Regions from separate parts of the Homo sapiens genome. Here region 2 is linked to region 1. Evidence: chromatin contacts called from ENCODE Hi-C or POLR2A ChIA-PET data. All regions are on one chromosome and are shown on one strand. Each heading gives the region's core, a stretch centred on a gene start or an enhancer-like site at or near the end of the contact. The rest is flanking DNA. Distances are from core to core; before and after follow the strand shown.

What was found. Hi-C counts contacts between places; a loop is a spot of excess contacts on that map. ChIA-PET counts read pairs that join two places held with the same protein, here RNA polymerase II (POLR2A). Pooled maps may share reads with other maps.
Region 2: a map of PC-9 shows a loop between it and region 1 (5-fold over the local background). The contact joins two enhancer-like sites. A Hi-C loop is called at or near these places in 6 of 168 maps with a recorded cell type or tissue (Caco-2, Calu3, HepG2 and 3 more) and 5 of 50 pooled maps. POLR2A ChIA-PET finds 5 or more read pairs at or near these places in 3 of 52 experiments (HEK293, OCI-LY7 and activated T-cell).

The regions. Positions count from the first base shown.
Region 1 is chr6:19,850,337-19,853,340 of GRCh38, reverse strand. No RefSeq gene overlaps it. Among named protein-coding and RNA genes, the nearest start is that of ID4, 14 kb to the right of the region's middle. Within about 2 kb of position 1,450, at least 3 of the 41 ENCODE cell types and tissues checked have a DNase peak (open chromatin) inside an H3K27ac peak, as active enhancers do.
Region 2 is chr6:19,536,838-19,539,841 of GRCh38, reverse strand. No RefSeq gene overlaps it. Among named protein-coding and RNA genes, the nearest start is that of LNC-LBCS, 270 kb to the left of the region's middle. Within about 2 kb of position 1,566, at least 3 of the 41 ENCODE cell types and tissues checked have a DNase peak (open chromatin) inside an H3K27ac peak, as active enhancers do.

The sequences.
Region 1 (3,004 bases), core at 201-2,700:
GAGGAAAAGTTGGCAATAGTTTCTTTCTTTTTATTTTTAGGGGTCATGTTCACCTGTTCTTTCTCGTGTTTGGTAGGCACTAGGAAATAGGAGCGTTGATTATCCAGGGACGTCAGGGTAGCACAGGGAGACGTTATGAGGGAGGGGTTGAGGGAGGGGCCATGGTACCAATGGTTACTGGAGAATGCTCCCATTGCAGCAGAGCAGTTGTTGGGGAGGTCTGCACAAAACCTGGGTTAATGAGCCGTGCCTAGCCCAGCAGGTTTAACTTCCTAGAAGGGCTGCCTATGTCCCTGTGACCTGTCACTGCTGTGAGAACCTCAACCTCTACTGTCTGGGAAGGATGGCTATCTTCAGCTGGACAGGCTTGCAAATCGTATTCTGGCATACTTCTTCATTTCAGTATCTTTATCAACAGAACTACATGCAGACACTTTAGGGGAATTAATAGATCAGCCCAGAGGGGGCAGGCGGATAAGAAATGAAATTACAATAGCGAAGTTATGGAAACAACCTAAGCATCTGTCAATGGATGAATAGGTAAAGAAAATGTAGTGTATATATACATACTGGAATATTATTCGACCTTAAAAAAGAAGGAAATCCTCCTATTTGTGACAACATGGATGAACCTGGAGGATGTTAAGTGAAATAAACCAGAAACAGAAAACTGTATAACCTCACTTATATATGGAATGTAAAAAGGTAAAACTCATCAAAGCAGGTTTAGAAGGGTAGTTATGGGGAGAGGCTGGGGGAGTAAGGAGATGTTGGTCAACGGGTACAAATTTTCAGTTACGCAAGATGAATAAGTTCTGGAAATCCAGTGTACAACATGGTGGCAATAGTTAATGATATTGTGCAGTATACTTGAAATTTGATAAGAGGGTAGAGCGTTTAAGTGTTGTCAGCACACACATACACACACAAATGGTAATGATATCAGGTGTTGGATAAGTTAATTAGCTTGATTGCGATGATCATTTTACAATGTATACATATGTGAAAACATCAAGTTGTATACCTTAAATATATGGAATTTTTATTTGTCAATTATACCTCAATAAGCTGGGAAAAAAGAAAAGAACAAGTAATAGCATGCTTTATACTTCTTTTGCTGCTTCATAAAATTGGTTTTGCTTTTGCTTTGGAAGAACACCAGCAGAGAAAGTAGCACTCAAAAGGGGAGTTAAAGTGCTGTTCCAGTAGGCTCTGGATTAGCCAGAAGGTTGAAGCAGCCCCTAGACAGGGAAAAGAGGCTGTCTTCAGGCAATAGGCCCTATTTAGGAGTGCAGTGTGCCCTAAAATTCAAAAGAGGGCAGCAGATAACTTGCACTGCCTGTAGGACCAGGAAAGCGTGTAACTTGAGGAATGTCAGCAGGAAAATTTACTGGTTTTTCAAAACTCACGTCATGCAAGGGTTAGGTGAACCAGAAATTGTGTTTCATAAATTGTGTGTTTAAGTGTAAAAGCAAATATTTGATGAATGGGATCTAAGGAGCTTTGGTGATGTGGAGGGGCAAGTGCAGGCAGATTGTCCACCATGGCAGCCTCGTGCTCTGTTATTTAGTGATATAAAACCTTGCGGTGGCAAGGTCAGCAAAGTTAAGGCCAGAGTGCATGAGAAATAGCTGTGGAGTGTGAGGTGAAGAGGCTGCGTGTGTGCTTGTACAGTCTCCTCGTTGCTTTCACCGAGTCTCTCCAATGAGCGCGACCCTCCTCACAAAGTGTGCACAGTGCTTCTCTCCTGGGTAAATTTACAGGATGTGGGAGACAGTGAGTCTCTCTGAGATTTTCCAGCACTTCCAGAAGAAAGAAAGTTTGTGTTAGGAAGGACAGGCCCCAGCTCCCTGGGACTTCAGGGAGGCTGGGGGGAGCTGCAGTGGAGAAGAGGAGGAGGTTGCTGAAGGAGAAGCAGCCTGAAGTTCTCAGGTTGAAAATACAAACCTTAGCCCCATCCTGCGGAATTTTGGGATTTCATTCCTAGGATCACCCTATAGACCTCTTTATGATTCAGTTTCCTGGAAAAGATGATATTATGGTATGGATCCTAAACACAGTTTCACAAGGAAGTTCTGTGTCTTTTGGCAGGGGAAGAATAGTGAACAAAGTGCAATCTTACTTTTAAAATAAATCTTGAAATGATATTGCAAGCCTTATGAGATCTCTGATAATCTTTTTTTATTTGACCTGGTTTTAAGTAATTCTTTTTATTCTTGATGTTTTTCTTAAAAGCATTTTAGAATCATTCAACCTTCTAAGAAAGCATCAAACCATATAAGCAATCTAATCTAAAAAATGATACCTCTAAAAGTTGAAACTTTTGTTTATTTTGACTACTTTTTGATTACTGGAAAGAATAAAAAAATTTTACTCTATCAACATTGGATTATATAAACTGTAAAGAGCTTCTACTAAGACGTGTGAAAATGCACATTTTCTTTTTTTATATAACTTCAAAATTAACAGATACTATACTGTTTAGATACATACCTGATGCTAGATAAAGAGTTCCTGAGAAACATGCCCTAAACTTTTGGACTGATTTAATATGAAACAATTACTACAGAGCTGAGTTAATCAGCCCCTTTATAGATTTTGGCGAAGATGATTCTCTTCATATGTATAATAATGAAAACCAAACTTGGCAAAAGCTCACAGGTCTACAGTGACTGTGTATTTCTTTGCATTCTCTAGAATATTGAGGGAGGAGATTATTTTTTACTGGTGTTTTACTCTCAGGAAATTAGAATTGCAAGTTGATAAACAAGTTGATAGGGTCTTTAGGGCCTGTGTGATCAATCAGGACTTCTGGGGTTCCTGTAGGTATCCTTGAAGTCTGCTTGTGGGTTGTATAGTCCAGAGTGATCATGAGATCTTTCACCTCAGAATGACTGTAGATGAAAAGATACATTTCTTTTGCCAGAGCAGTTCTCTCTAGAGTTTCAAAAACAATAATTTTGTTCTCTCAGGAACATAGCCCTCTCAGGAATAACTCCAGTCG
Region 2 (3,004 bases), core at 317-2,816, 310 kb after region 1:
CTGAAACCTGGGTGAATAATCAGAGAGGCGTCCCTGCAATGATTAAACACCAAGGGAAGGCTGCCTTCCTTAGTCCGTGACTGGTGCCGGAGTTTTGGGTCCATGGATAAAACGTGTCTCCTTTGTCTCTACCAGAAAATGAAAGTAATTGAAATTAAGAGAAGGGAGAGATTGAAGTGTGGCGCCAAGATTGAAAGGAGAAAGAGGTTGAGGGATAGTGAGGGAGGTTGGAGAAGAGAGTAAAAAGAGGCCGCTTACCGGATTTGAAATTGGTGAGATGTTTCTTGGGCTGGTCGGTCTGAGGACCTGAGGTCGTAGGTGGATCTTTCTTACGGAGCAAAGAGCAGGAGGACAGGGGATTGATCTCCTAAGGGTGATTCAGAAAATGCTTTTTATAGAGGCATAAACACCTAATTTGGACATTTTCAGGACACACAGCCAATGGGATAAAGTTGGATGGCATGGAAGAGACAGTACAGCAAAAAGTAATGGGTTAAGACAAAAAGTCACATGCGGGGAGAATGAGAGAGGACAGAAACGACTAGGGAACAAATAAAGGCAGAGAAAAGAAGGGATAACTAGAGTAATGTAATAAAGGAAGTCGGATTTCTAATACAACTTAATCTATGGCTACAACTACAAAGCTAGGGATATGGTACATGCAAAAATGAGCACAGAATTTTTTTTCTTAATGCACTAAGGGGGACTAAAGAAACATTTACAAAATATTTATTGGGGTTGCCCCAGCAGCGTACAGACAACCACTTTTGGCTGGGTCCTTCCCTGCCCAGACCTACTCCCCTTGGGGCGATGGAAGGAGGAGGCACTGCAGCAGCCTAGTTCTCTGTCCTTACAGTTGTTCATCTGCTTCCAGAAAATGGTGCCTGAGATGAGCAAGGTCAGCAGACAAGAAGTGAGGTCAATGTCAGGTTTCCATGCCAGCAGCGGGAACTCTGGATACAGTGGAGAGTCACAGCTGGTCAAACCCTGAACCGCTTGCTCCTTGAAATGGCCAGAGAGGCCCATCCCAGAGCCATCTCATCATCTCTCCTCAGACAGGTGAACCTCTTCTGGTGGCGACGGGGTGGGGAAGAACAGAGATCAAAGCAAAACCAAACAAAATGAAAGCATAATTGTTACATATTTTTTTTCTCTTTTTACACACATGCATTATAATTTATTATTAACTACTCTGAGTTCTTTCCTTACATTTCCCAAATTAAGGATCGGCTTTGCTGGCAGAGATCTTTTCCCCAAATAAAACTGGGCACTTTCTTAAGAGTTCCAAGTTCAAGGTTAATGTTACGGTGTGTAGCTTGGCCTTTTTGAATGCTTGATGGAGAAAGCTAATCAGTGGATCTGTTGTCTCTAGGAAACCGAGAAGGAAAACAATCAGCTCTGTTCTCTCTGGGCCGAGGGAGTGAGCTGTAATGAGGGAGCACAGGAACGCATTGGGCGCCCTCAGACCTGAACACACAGGTTAGCACCACCTGCCTGGCTGACCTGGCTCACAGGTGCGCGGTTGCCAGGTAACGCTTGGTATCTCAGGGTGCCTTCAGAAGCCCAGCAGTTGGCTTGGGGAGGTGTGGCACGGCCTGGGGCGATGGTGGGGGCAGGGCAGATGGAGTCACTATCAGGGCAGCTGGCAGCACCACTACTCCTCACCTCTGTAGCAAGTGGAAACAAGCCGGCTCGCCCTGAAGGGCCAATCTTCTTCCTCAGCTGCCTGTGTTGTGAAACGGCTCTCTGATTAGAAATGAGCTTACAGATGCAGAAGGGAGAAAATAAAACCCTTGCTGTGCGTTATATAAAGCCCCCCTCTCTCTCTCCCTCACACACACATATACGTGTGTTTTACATAAATATAAATATAAAACACACATCTGTCCTTTGTAAAGTTATATTCTAAAAATTCCTCTCAAACTTGGGCAACTTTATAGAGCATGTTATCACATATGTGAAGGGCAAAATGATGTTTGGGAAGAGCGGCTGACTGGTTGAAAACACCTGGGTTCTAGCCCTAAATTTGCAAGTTTCTTGATTCTCCAGTGTTACTGGGGAGTCACTCCATCATTTTAGATTCACATGAAATCAGCCCAAATCCCTATGTGTCCTGAAAAACCCAGAATTCCCCTCAGTCTCTTTATGAGCTCTTGAGGGCTTGATTCCCTTGCCCTCTCTCTGGCCCCCACTTCCTTCTTGCACAGATGTAATTAATTTCCATCCTTAGTTATTGCATGTCCATTGCATATGTTCTTCACACAGAGTCTGCCTTTTCCTAAACTCTGGCAAATTCATAAATCTGGAACACCTTGTTCCCAAATAATGCCAGATGTATAAGAACTCCTCCCTTAAGCTAATGCTGGTTTCTCTTTTGGTGGTAGTTGTTGTTCCTGGTCAAGTTGTGTACTCTTTTGGATCTTTCTTTCATTCTACTTGATCAAGAAAGCTTTATGTGAGTGGATAGGCACAGTGTCACTGTGTAGAGCAGAATAGGTCATACATTGTGGTGGTCCTGGACTGCAATTAATTTGCAAAGATAGGCTCAATGTGTAAGAGTCAGTGTTTTTAGAGCTGGCCTCAGTAGGTTCGTTAGGTCCACAGAAGGGTGAATATTGGAAACCAGCTGCCCTCTCCGATCCATGGCCTGTCATTACAGCTGAGTCATTCCTGTGCAGAGTACTACTTTTTCACCCTAGGATATGCATAGGTTCCTCAATCTGTCTTGGGTGAGGAAAAGATGAGTTATCTAATAAAGTTATGGGAAAGCTAAGAGCTTGAGGTTAAGCAGAGGCAGCCAAGCTGTTTTCTTCCCACCTGGAATCAGGCAGGCTAACGGGGAAATCACGCAGGCCAACCTTCCTAGCCCAAGGGCTATCATTCTGCTTTATATGTTTGAGTCATTGTGAGAAGAGAAAGATTTATAGGTGTTCTTTCAACACTTATTCAACAAATATTTATTGAACACCTACTCTTTTCTGAGCTCTGCAGTGTGTTCAGCAAC